Regions from separate parts of the Homo sapiens genome. Here region 1 is linked to region 2. The links are chromatin contacts, found by Hi-C or POLR2A ChIA-PET in ENCODE. All regions are on one chromosome and are shown on one strand. The core of a region is the stretch at or near the end of the contact, and the rest is flanking DNA. Distances in the headings are between cores, read along the strand shown. Region 1 overlaps UQCC1 (ubiquinol-cytochrome c reductase complex assembly factor 1). Region 2 overlaps UQCC1 (ubiquinol-cytochrome c reductase complex assembly factor 1).

Region 1 (6,612 bases), core at 164-2,663, 41 kb after region 2:
TTCTTTCTCTAAGGTACCCAATGTGCTATGGATATGGGTGTGCTAAATGATTTGCCCAAAAGAAATGACCAGGAGCTGGGTGCAGTGGCTCACACTTGTAATCCCAGCACTTAGGGAGGCTGAGGTGGGTGGATTGCTTGAGCCCAGGAGTTTGAGACCAGCCTGGGAAACATAGTGAGACCCCATCTCTACAAAAAACTACAAACATTAGCTAGGCATGGTGGCATGCACCTATAGTCCCAGTTACTTGGGAGGCTGAGGTGGAATGATCACTTGAGCCAGGGAGGTAGAGGTTACAGTGAGCCAAGATCATTTAACTGTACTCACGCCTGAGTGACACAGCAAGACCCTGTCTCAAAAATAAGAAAAAAGAAAAAGAAAAGATCAGGCGAAAAAAATCAGGGCTCTAGGGAGCTGCAGCTGAATAAGAAAGCATATTGTACTTACTGAAAGGCTGTTCATCACCCCCCCAGAAATGACAAAACTGGGAAGGGCTTCTCCTTGGTTTCAGATCCCACAAATTAGTTCTGTGCTCAGACATCAAAGCCTCTCAATTCTCACTCAGCTAAGAAAAGCCTCCTGCTGGATGAGGGGTCTCCCACTGAATGTGCCCGCCTTATTACATAACAGGGAGAAAAGCCAGAGCAAGAGGAAGATGCAAAAAGAGAATAAGTGGGGAATTTGGGCCCTTATGGTAGAATCTGTCCTTTGGGGCAATGACTCAAGAAAGAAGCGCTATCCTCTGCTTTTCAGCAACCATCAAGGTACATGATGTACTAAATGATAACAAAGAGGGGACACTAGGAGATAACACATAGGCCCGGACCCCCATGAGGTACATTAACAGCACCAATAATAAAGAGCTGTAATTCACTGCGGGCTTACTATGTGCCAGATGTTCTACTGGGTTCTTTACATCCATGAGCTCAATGAATCCTCCCAATAACCCTGAGGTAGGCATTGATATTATCCCAAATTGACAGGTAAGAAAACTGACTCAGAGAGACCAAGACAATTGCTGTTCAAGGTCATACAGCTATGAAAAGAGACACCTGAGATCAAATTCAGATCTACTTGATTCCAAACACTGTGTTCTTAATCCTGCTCTAACAGCCTCTCTAATACCACTATCAGAAACTAACTCACTAAGGGCCCATCTGCATACCAGATCTACTGCAAGCCATGTCAATACATTATCTCACTCAATCCTCACTTTAACCCTGGAGGGAAGCATTATAATCCTCATTTTAGAGATGAGGAAACAGACTCAAACTAAGTAACGTGTGGGCAGCCACAATATTAACAAGCTAGTGGCAGGGCTGCAGTTTGAATCCAAGTCTGTCACAAAGTGACACCAAAATACTTTGGTGAGCTTACTGGGAGGTGCCTAGCAGCTGTCAAGTCGACTTCCTCTCAGAGCCCAGCAGGAGGGAGCTGAAGGCTGGCCTGGCCAGCCATACAGCTATTAAGACACATGCCATCTGAGAATGGGCCAACCACCCTCCACCTAGACAAGAATAGCCCTGAGAAACTCTGAAGCCCGGATCTGAAGTTGGGTCTTTTTTGGATGCTAGAACAAAACATTAAAAAGAAAAATTTTCTTGGAAGTCTGTCTTTCAATCTGGAAAATGAAATTTGGCTGCTTCTAAAGGACAATCTGTTCAATTGCTACCTCTACATCAAAGCTTCTCAGCAGCCTCCAGGAGCCTTTCCAATTTTCTCAGAGAGGGAATCAGTTCTTGGGCTGGAAAGCACAGACAGACAGGCCAGCAGCTGGACTTGGGTCACCATTTCCCCTTCTGGGGTCACCTCAGGGCTGAGGGTGGGAAAAGTGCTGGCATATGATTGAGTCCCTATACACACTGGTGTCAGAACAGAAACCCACAGGGTAAAGCCCTAAAAAGTAACACCATTGACTGTTGACTGTGAACTATGCAAAAATACAGCAGATTCTTTAGTTCAATGAAATGCATTTAAACACTTCAAAGTTAAAACCTGCTGTAGTATTTTGCCATGATCACACTCTTGCTCCAATGCACATTCAGTGCTTTAGTTTCTGAAGCTAGGCACTTTCTTTCTTGACATCAAGTTGGATACAATTAAATAGTTCATTACTGTTATGGGGTGGCAGCATAACACAGTTGTACATTTAATGTGGGGTCAGACTGCCTGATTCAATTCTTTGACTCTACCTCTCACTCACTATGTGACACTGGGTAAAATTACTCAATTTTCTTCTCTGTAAAAATGAGAAAAACAAGATAACTGACCTTGTAAGATTTTTGTGAGAATGAGATAAGGCCTATAAAATGTTTAGCAAAATGGTTAGTATTAAGTTAGTAGGTACTCAATAAATATTCACTATTGTTGGTTTTCAGCAAATTATTTAAATAGTAGAATTGAAATTATCTTTGAAAAACCCCACTAATTATTTCAGATTGTATCAGTGATAAACCTCAACCACAGACTCAGAATGTATTCATTAAGGAGCCTCCTCTCCAAGGCCTCCAGTCTCTTAAGGGTTAAAGACAAAGCAGTCTGCAGACAACACTGTGGAATTCAACAGGAGCTCTACTGATTGACCACCTCTGCTCCAAAGTGCTCTTCACAGCAAACATCTCTAAAAGACCAGTCAGCAAACCGCAGTGTACTCATCAGTGCAACATGCTCAGACAAAAGACATCCTCAAAATATCTAAGAAACAGCGGGCTGCTGAATTCTCAGGACTCCAAAAGTTAAGCCCTAAAATACCACAAGTCCAAGTGAGCAATGACCACTTTAAAAAGTACAATCTTGGGAAGCAATATATATATACTGCTTTCTCTTGTTTCTTTTTTTTTTTTTTTCTGCCCAGGCTGGTCTTGAACTCCTCAGCTCAAGGGATCCTCCTGCCTTGGCTTCCCAAACTGCTGGGATTACACGTGTGAGCCACTGCACCCAGCCCCTTTCTCTTATTTCAAACCTGTCTGGCCTACTCTTTAGAATCCAAGCCACAGGAAAGTCAGTGTAATTATTTGAAAGATATTTGTCATCTTCTGCATCCAGAAGGTATATTCCAGATTTGTTCCCTTTTTATTCACTAGCCACAGTTTGGAAGCACTTTGGTTTGATATGAAAACTTAATCTACCCACAAATGACAAAGATGGGCCACAACAGAATGTAATAAAAATGAACATGCTATAGGTCTCAAAAGGAAATTCTCAAATTGAGTCTCAGAAAACCTGAAGAGTAGCGTTACTAAAAAATTTACTTTCTCCCTAGGTAACTACTTCAAAGACTAAGCTAAGACAAAGCTCACCAATAGATTCACACTATAATTAGTATAAACATCAGTTTCCAATACTAATAGAAAATCTCACAGAGGTAGTTTGCATTTAAATATAACAAAATACAAAAAATATTAAAATGAATTACATTTTCTAATTTGCAATTACACTCATTCACAGACAATATGTTATAGTGGAGAAATCCCTGGATTTTAAACCAGACAACACAGGTTCAAGGCTTGGCTAGGCAACCCTGGGTGAGTCACTTAGCCCCTTTGAGCCTCAACTGTTTCTGAAAACAAAATAAAACAAAATGAAAACAGTAATACAAGCCCTTCCTAGCCCACAATATTTTGTAACTCCTAAATGAGACAAATATAAAACCATACTATATGAGCTAATAGTATAAAACAGTTATTTATAAACTTTTCTTAAGTTTTATAAGTAGTTTACACCAGGCTATGAATTGAAACATGATATGTTAAATACGTAAAAAGTCTTATTATTCAATACTACAATATTAACTGAAGAACCTTCAATAATGAACAGCTGGCCAAGACAAAGTTATCTAGTAAACATCCTTTCAAAATAATTCTAAGAAATTTCTGAGTTATTTATTGAATCAAATATAAAATAGACATTAAATAGACATCTGAGGATGAGGGTTTTTTTTGTTTTTTTTTTTGAGATGGAGTCTTGCTCTGTCGCCCAGGCTGGAGTGCAGTGGTGTGATCTCGACTCACTGCAACCTCTGCCTCCCGGGTTCAAGTGATTCTCCTGCCTTGGCCTCCCGAGTAGCTGGGATTAGAGGCACCCACCACCATGCCCAGCTAATTTTTAGTAGAGGGTGGGGGTTTCACCATGTTGGCCTGGCTGGTCTCAAACTCCTGACCTCAAGTGATTCACCCACTTCAGACTCCCAAAGTGCTGGGATTACAGGCGTGAGCCACCGCGCCCAGCCTGAGGATGAGGTTTTAAAAAGACCTGATGAAAAATACTTCACACATGGATTCAAGAAGGCACTTAAAGAAAAAAAAAAAAAAAAAAAAAACAGGCTGGGCATGGTGGCTTATGCCTGTAATCCCTGCACTTCAGGAAGCTGAGGCAGGATCACTTAAGGCCTAAGACCAGGAGTTCAAGACCAGCCTGGGCAACATAGTGAGACCCTGTCTCTACAAAAAATAAAAATAAAAAAATGACCCAGGCATAATGGCATGTCTTTGTAGTCCCAGCGACTCAGGAGGCTGAGGTGGGAGGGTTGCTTGAGCCCAGGAGTAAAAGGATGCAGTAAAAGGGCTAGAGCCACTGATTCCAGCCTAGGTGACAGAGCAAGATCATCTCTTAAAAAAAAGAAAAAGAGGCCGGGTGTGGTGGCTCACGCCTGTAATCCCAGCACTTTGGGAGGTCGAGGTGGGTGGATCACAAGGTCAGGAGTTCGAGACCAGCCTGGCCAATATGGTGAAACCTCGTCTCTACTAAAAGTACAAAAAAATTAGCCGGGCATGGTAGCACATGCCTGTAATCCCAGCTACTTGGGAGGCTGAGGCAGAATTGCTTGAATCCGGGAGGCAGAGGTTGCAGTGAGCCGAGATCACACCACTGCAGTCCAGCCTGGGTGACAGATTGAGATTCTGTCTCAAAAAAAAAAAAAGAAAAAGAAAAAAAGCAGTTTCTAATATTAATAGCTTCATCAGATAGAGAAAAAATATTTTTTCCTTTTGGACTAACTTATCCTAGACTAACAAAGAAGCAGGAAAATATTCTTTCCAGGTTATGAATAAAGAAGAAAGGAAAGGTGAACACTAAATTGGAATTATAATTCAGTATGGTATTTCAGTTTTTGGTGTCAATCTGCTGAGACAGTAAAATAAAATGATTTGTATTTATTTGATTTTTAAAAACCAAAATAGGCCAGGTCCCATGGCTCACGCCTGTAATCCGGAACTTTGGGTTGGGAGACTAAGGCAGGTGGATCATGTGAGGCCAAGAGTTTGAGACCAGCCTGGCCAACATAGCCAAACCCTGTCTCTACTAAAAAAAATACAAAACTTAGCTGGGCATGGTGGCGTGCACCTGTAGTCCCAGCTACTCAGGAGGCTGAGGAACAAGAATCACTTGAAACTGGGAGGTGGAGGTAGCAGTGAGCCAAGATGGCACCACTCCACTCCAATCTGGGCAATAGAGCAAGACTCAAAGCAAGTCTCAAAAAACACGATGCAACAAAAAAATAGTTATTAAATAACCAAAACTGCACCCAGCTTTCTTCATTGTTGTGAACACAATTATATACAAATATTTGCTGCTAGAGAAAAATCTCAAATGTATACAGTTAGGTGTATGCTGCTTTGAGGATGTGACTATTACCACAGAAGTACACAGCATACATTTCCTTCCAAAACCTGTGGAACTGGAAATGATTTAATCTCTCCCAATTACAAGTACCTGCTTTAATTAACTTTGTTAATAATATAACTGTTTACAGCATCAAAATTAATACTGTGATAACAATCAACTGCTTCTGACAGTCTAAACCAGCAAAACCCTTTTGGAAAGCAATTTATCAATGAGATATACATAATAAAATTATATATGCCTTTTGACCCAATAGTCTTTTAACATGAGAAAAATCATAATTAATCCAGGATTAATTAAAACAATTAAAAATTAAAAACAGGAATAGCTGGCCAAACGTCCATGTCAAAATGCTAAGTAAAACATCCAGAATGGGCCAGGCACAGTGGCTCACGCCTGTAATCCCAGCATTTTGGGAGGCCAAGGAGGGCGGATCACGTGAGGTCAGGAGTTTGAGACCAGCCTAGCCAACATGGTGAAACCCCATGTCAACTAAAAATACAAAAATTAGCTGGGTATGGTGGCACATGCCTGTAATCCCAGCTATTCGGGAGGCCGAGGCAGGAAAATTGCTTGAACCTGGGAGGTGGAGAGGTGGAGGTTACACTGAGCCAAGATCGTACCACTGCACTCCGGCCTGGGCTAATAGAGCAAGACTCCATCTCAAAAAAAAAAAAAAAAAAAACCATCCAGACTGTAAAACAGAATATGTTTACTATGATATGAATACTCTTATGTAAAAAGATGCATGTGTGGACAAGGGAGATAATGTCAAAGTACAGTTTGTTTGTTTTTTCAAAATAAGCAAAATGTTTTATTTATAGGATCCTTTTGCTCTCTGTTTACTCTATTAAAAAAGAAAAGCAGCTGGGTACAGTGCCATGTGCTTTTAGTCCCAGCTACTATTCAGGAGGCTGAGGTGGTAGGACTGCTTGAGCCCAGGAGTTTTAGGCCAGCCCGGGCAACACAGCAAGACCCTTGTCTCTAAAGAAA
Region 2 (6,382 bases), core at 1,545-4,044:
GGCCGAGCAAGATAATTCCATTTACACCCACTAGGATGGCTATAATTTAAAAAGAAAAGAAAAATAAGTATTGGCAAGGATGTAGAAAAACTGAAACCCTCATGCATTGTTGAAGAAAATGTAAAATGGTACAGCCACTGTGGAAAACAGTTTGGCGGTTTCTCAAAAGGCTGAACATAGAACTACCATATAGCCCAGCAATCCCATTCCTAACTATATGTCCAAAAGAATTGAAAGCGGGAATTGGAACTGATATATTTGTACACCAATTTTCATAGTAGTATCATTTATGATAGCCAAAAGGTGGAAACAACCCAAGTGTCCAATGACAGGGATAAACAAAATGTGGTACACACATACCAAGGGATATTATTCAGCCATAAAAAGGCATAAAATTTTGATATATGCTATAACATGGATGGACCTTAAAAATGCACTCATAAATGCATTATGCTTAATGAAATAAGTCAGACATGGAAGGACAAATATTGTATAATTTGATTTATATGAGGTACTTAGGTACCTTCAGAGACAGAAAGAAGAATAGTCTACCTGGGGCTGATGGGAGGAAGAAAGGGAAAATTATTATTTAATGGGCACAGAGTTTTTGTTGGGGATAATGAAAATGTTTTGGGTATAGATAATGAAAATTGTTACACAACACTGTGAATGTACTTAATGCCACTGAATTGAGCATTTATGAATGGTTAAAATGATAAATATTATGTATGTATATTTTACCACAATAAAGGAAATCCCAGTTACAAACAGTTCTTCTCAGACAGGCATTTCAATCTGTGACTTAACCATGTGTGTATTAAAGCCTCTCTTAGGACACTTATCCATTTGGCACAGTGGTATCATGAGCTAACTGATGTTCCTCACCAGACTATAAACGGTCTTGGTACAGAATTCTACGTTGCATTGTACATGTTTGATAAGCACGTATTGAGTAACTGCTGTATTCTACTGTGGTATATGCTGGAGGTAAAAAAATCAATAAAACACAGTACTTGTCCTCAAGAAGTTTACAATCTCACGTGGGAGACACACCTAGCACGTTGTATGTACAAAACGGTAATGGTATAGGGACTGAAAGGCTTGAGAGAAGAGGCAACATTTATTACAGTGGGTATTAAAGGGTCAACAGGTATGTTCAGACAGAAAGAATGGTATGTGTAAAGGCACAGGGAGGTGAACAAGTACAGCATTTTCAAAGGGAAGTTTGTAAAAAAAAAAACAAAAAAACACACACAAAAAAAACAAAAAAACACAGAAGCTGCTCATGGTGGCAAGAATCAGAAGGTGGAGCTGGAAGGGCAGTTTGTGTGAGATTGTAAATGGCCCTGAACGCCAGCCACATGAAAGAAAGAACAAGGAAGGGGTTTAAGCACAGGGAAATTGCATGGACAGATTTATTTTCAAAAAGTAACCCTAGAAGTACAGATCACAAAGTTGGGGGAAGGTCCAGAGGCAGGAAAACCAGAGGAGGCTGCTACAATGGTGTAGATGAGAGTCTGTAAGGAACTGAAACAATGTGAAGTGACAACACGAACAAAGAGGAAGGCATGCTTTCAAGAGAAATGACTACAGCCAGAGCAACGGGATTTGATTATCGAGTAGATGAGGAGGAGGAAAGGGGAGGCCATGACTTGCATGTAATCAGACCTCACTGAAGAAAGTGGAGAGAACAGAAAGATGAAAACGGAATGCAAGTTATATGCAATCATACACTGATGACTTTCTGACCCTGGCAGTGCCAAGCGCAGACAACCAGTCTTGTATGATTTTAGCAATCACCATGCCCTTCATGTCTCCTATGTTGTGGTAATGGAAAATCTTACTTGGATAAGATGTAATATGAGCAAGATGTGTATTTAGTTTGAGCCCGGCAGGCGTCTCCAGTGGAGCACAGGCATAACACACCAGGGCCTAGGAGCCTGAGCCCCTTTTCCAGTAATTTGTTCACTACATGTAGGTCGGTATCATTACTCCGGGCCCTCTGCATTCTGACTGCAGCCATGAGGTCTGATTACCGTCAGCAAGAAGACGCTGACACACTCAGGTTTCCAGAGACACTTGGAGGCTGCTAATTGCACCCTGAGCCTCATGACTGCATTTATGAGCGCAGAAAAGCTGCAGGCACTACTTGGCTTTTTTAATTATTTTCTATTAAATTTAGGCAGACTGGGTACAGTGGAAAACTACAGGATGCTTGTTCCACATCACTACCAACCATGTCAACTGCACAGACACAAAAGGCAAACAGGTGAATATAGATCAACAAGTTGGTCAGTTCTTTGCTAATAGAGCTGAGCCACTGTCACTTGTCATGGATGCTGAGGCCCTGAACAACCTAGAGGATCTAAAGGCAACACTGAGATCACTGACCCGAGTCCTTTCCCAGCGATCCTAAAATAGATATCATATTGCCCAGATGGCAACATTTTCTCAGAGGACCCAAAATTTAGCCCCTTACTGATCTTGAGGTTCCTGACCCTTCATCCAACAGCCCTGCCTTCTTCTTCTCCACAGCAATGAAGAGTGAAAGGGGCGGGGTCACCCTAATGAACTGAATCACAGGAGTTAACTGCTAACTCCACCTGGGCACAATGGGTCAGACCAAAGTCTAAAGCTCAAAACAGTAAAGCAGACATTTACATTGTTTCACACAGGTCACAGAATGTTTGTCTTTCACTGCTGTGTCCTAACTGCTCACTGTTCAGAGCTGTACAATTGCCAAAATACTGACCCAATGGTTATCTGAGAAAGAGGCTGTTCCCTGCTGAAGACATGAGGAAGCAAAGGCTCAGAAAGGTCAAGTGACTCACCCAATTATCACTTGGCTAATAAATGGTCAAGAGGTTCACAGAGACAAGGTCTTCTGGCTCCTAGTCCAAGTTTTTTTGTTTGTTTTAAGGCTCAAACAGAATTGCCACTCAGTGGATAGTTTGTACATTCCTGTAGAAGCATCCTGGGAATGGCTGAGCCTGGATCCCAGGTAGAAGCCATATGATCATTCTTACTTAAGTAGTGAGGTGGTCAAGGTTGAGGCCAAGAGTGAGGTTCAGATATCCCTTAAAATGGAATTGACAGAGCCGGGTGCAGTGGCTCATGCCTCTGTAATCCCACCACTTTGGGAGGTTAAGGCAGGCAGATCACCTGAGGTCAGGAGTTTGAGACCAGCCTGGCCAACATGGTGAAACCCCTTCTTTACTAAAAATACAAAAATTAGCTGGGCATGGTGGTGGGTGCCTGTAGTCCCAGCTACTAGGGAGGCTGAGGCAGGAGAATTGCTTGAACCAGGAGGCAAAGATTGCAGTGAGGTGAGATTACGCCACTGCAATCCAGCCGGGGCAACAGAACAAGACTTTGTCTCACAAAAAAAGGAAAAAAAAAAAAAAAAGCATGGAACTGACACAGCCTGTGAGTTCTGAGAGTGACTCCATCTTTATAGGGTAATTCTCTTTTGTCCTCTTTTCTCAGTAAAATGTTCTTAGAAAGGTATTTTATCCAAAGGAAAGAGACAAACTCAGTTAGAATGCTGTATGTTAAAGAGATGATCTCTTTGGTGTTCTGTATTTAAGTCCCAACTCAGACCTAGGAAACGCACTGAAATCTAAGTAAATTTTGGGCCCCAACAGCCCTGTTTCCCCACCTGGTGAGTCTGAAAGATTAATCACTCTGAGCCTCAGTTTTTCCATCACAACTATGCAAAACCACCTTTCCTTTTTCCTTTTCATATTAACAGATGAAAATGCCTAACAGTAAGTAAATTAGTAGTGGCAAACATCTATTTCACTCTCAGGCATTGTTTAAAGAACCTCACATGTGATAACTCATTTATCCCTCACAATGCTACAAGCGATGTAAGGTGGGTATTACAGTTATGTCTATTTTACGGAGAGAAAACTGAGGCATAGAAAGGAAACAGGCATAGAGACCTTGCCCAAGGTCACATGGCTAGGGCAGGATTTGAGTCCAAACTGGCTTCAGTATGTGAGCACTCTCAACTACTCTGTGATACTGCATTGGAAAGGAGGTTATAAACTCAACCCAATCCCCCACTTGGAGATGAGAGCCTGGAAGTCTCTGAAGCTTCTCTCAGGACCTTGGGGCTCACCTACTCTCCTGCCTCATCCTCCCATTACACTCAGCCCTGCCCTGGGATAACTCCTGGAAGAAGCCTGCAGTGAACACAAAACAAAAAAGCAAGTGAACTCATATCTTTCTCGTTCGTCTGTTTCGTGTGGAAGTGAATCCAGGAAAGATTCAACTTCCTTTCTCAGCATAAACTAGATTGTAAGCCCTGTAAGATCACTTATCTCTGGTATATTATCTACCAACCACATTCAGGGATTAGCATGTGGCGAGAGACAAAAATGTTCCTTGAATAAATGAATGAAACAATTCTTAATAAAACCATACAAATTAATAATGCTACTGGATCTAGAGGAAATACATTCAATATTGCCTTCATCAAATGTATTCAGCACTACCCAGGCATCAAGCACTGTTTTAGGAGCTGAGGCTACAGCAGTAAACAAGAGACAATTCCCGAACTCCGGGAGTTTAGGATGATTAGTCAGGCTGCTGAATGATTTGCAGAATGAATCTGAGATGAAGAGAGTCAAGAGGCAGGAGGACCAGTGAAGAAGCAGCCGACAGTGAGTTTAGGTGAGAGGTCAGGACTGGATCTGAGCATCAGTAGGACAGTTGAGGCCCTGATAGTGGTTGTTTTAAAGAAGGGCTCCTTATAGTTCCTCCTGCTCCTTTGAGAACCAGGCACGTCACATTGATGGCAAGGATCACTGACATTCAGAAAGACCAGCTAAAGAGAGGACAATGAACATGGAAAAACAAGTCCCTCCACTCTAGCTGGGCCCCTTCAGCTCCAACCAACCCCACAGGGCCATTCACTCAGCATTTTGGGGGAAACAAAGTGAGAAAAGAGTGTTACAGCTGCCTCATCAATGGATCCAGAAATACTCATGGCACACCCAGGGCAGCTGAAAGAAACATCTGTCTCTACTGTATCCTAGGTCTGACCTCAGAGCCTCCAGAACTTTTTTACATAGCCCCACCCAGATCCTGGCGGAGCTACTGCCCTCTGGTGGTACCCAATGCAGGGGTTAAGCCCACAGGAGAAAAGAGTCTTGTGGTAGGACATGGAGTGAGAGGCATAGTCAACCCCAAGAGCTCGTCACAGTGCCTGTATGTCTTACTACTGCAACCACTGCTTTTTCCAAAGACGCTATTTACAGAAAACTCTGGTTAAAATGCAAGAGTTATCTGGGACCATTAAAACAGATCCTGTTGGCAACCCTTAACGATTTGGCATGAATTTAATCAGGTAAACTGCAGTGTAAGTATAGAATTGATTCTAAGAAGATAGGGTTAGGAATAGACTCTGTGAGTTCACTCACTCATTCACCATTCAACCAATATTGGATGGAGGCTTACCATGTGCTAAGCACTGTGCTAGACACTGGAATGCTGACCTTAAGAGAAAAGGATCAGGAGGTCTTTGATTGGAGGCTTTTCCCAGCAACACAAAATGCAGGGTGTGTGTAGTGGCTCTAGAGAACAGCAAAGATGATAGTATCAAGTAACGAAAAGAGCAACAGAATCAATCAAGAGAAGTGAGTTTTAGTCTCTGCTACTACCGCTACTATATGACACTGACCAAGCCTTTTTCCTGACCAGGACTGAGTGTCCTCACTTGGAAAGGGTTGAATTAGGATCATCTTTGTGGCTGTCAAGCTTCTAGGAGCTTGGCGGCCACTGAAATGATTAGGAGATGGCATAAAATAAAAACACTGACTGCTTGGCAATTCTGACCAGCTAGGGCTAGCCCTGGGTGGGGCTTCCTGCCATCAGCCAGGGCAATCTAAAATTCCTTTACATAGTTCCTGAGGATCATCACCAAGTGAGATTCTTCTGACATCCATACCCAACCACTTCATCAGACGAGATACCCCTAGTACGTTATGAACCCCACATTTGTCCCCAACTACCCTAGTCTCTTCTGGTCCCTTTGAACTGAGGCTATTAGGGACGGAGCCAGTTCTTCCAGTGCTACAGGGCAAGAGAGGCTTGGAGAAAAGTAGAAAGTTTTGCAAACTGTGTTCACTCTTGGAAATTCTACCCTGGGCTGGAAAATTTTTATCTCATGGATTTTTTTTCAAGCAGGAAAGGCCCTTAGAAATAACCTGGTCCAGGCTCTGCATTGGAGCCTGCTGGTTAATTGTGGAACTAAGTCTAACTCCACTCTTGTAGCTCCAAGATTGGTGAGTGTTTTTCAGTTCTCCCACTGTCCTTCTAGAGGGAGGCTCTTCTCTGGCAGCCAACTCACCTTGGGACCTAAAGCACAGGAGACGAT

Evidence for each region. A loop is a pair of places that touch in the nucleus more often than their neighbours do. ChIA-PET counts read pairs that join two places held with the same protein, here RNA polymerase II (POLR2A).
Region 1: a map of psoas muscle shows a loop between it and region 2 (1.9-fold over the local background). The contact joins two enhancer-like sites. A Hi-C loop is called at or near these places in 3 of 168 maps with a recorded cell type or tissue (CD14-positive monocyte, psoas muscle and transverse colon). POLR2A ChIA-PET finds 5 or more read pairs at or near these places in 11 of 52 experiments (A549, BJ, HEK293T and 8 more).

The regions. Positions count from the first base shown.
Region 1 is chr20:35,367,404-35,374,015 of GRCh38, forward strand. The region is part of intron 5 of UQCC1 (ubiquinol-cytochrome c reductase complex assembly factor 1); the gene reads right to left. Among named protein-coding and RNA genes, the nearest start is that of UQCC1, 41 kb to the right of the region's middle. Within about 2 kb of position 1,414, at least 5 of the 41 ENCODE cell types and tissues checked have a DNase peak (open chromatin) inside an H3K27ac peak, as active enhancers do.
Region 2 is chr20:35,324,622-35,331,003 of GRCh38, forward strand. All of the region lies in intron 7 of UQCC1 (ubiquinol-cytochrome c reductase complex assembly factor 1), which reads right to left. Among named protein-coding and RNA genes, the nearest start is that of FAM83C, 35 kb to the left of the region's middle. Within about 2 kb of position 2,795, at least 6 of the 41 ENCODE cell types and tissues checked have a DNase peak (open chromatin) inside an H3K27ac peak, as active enhancers do.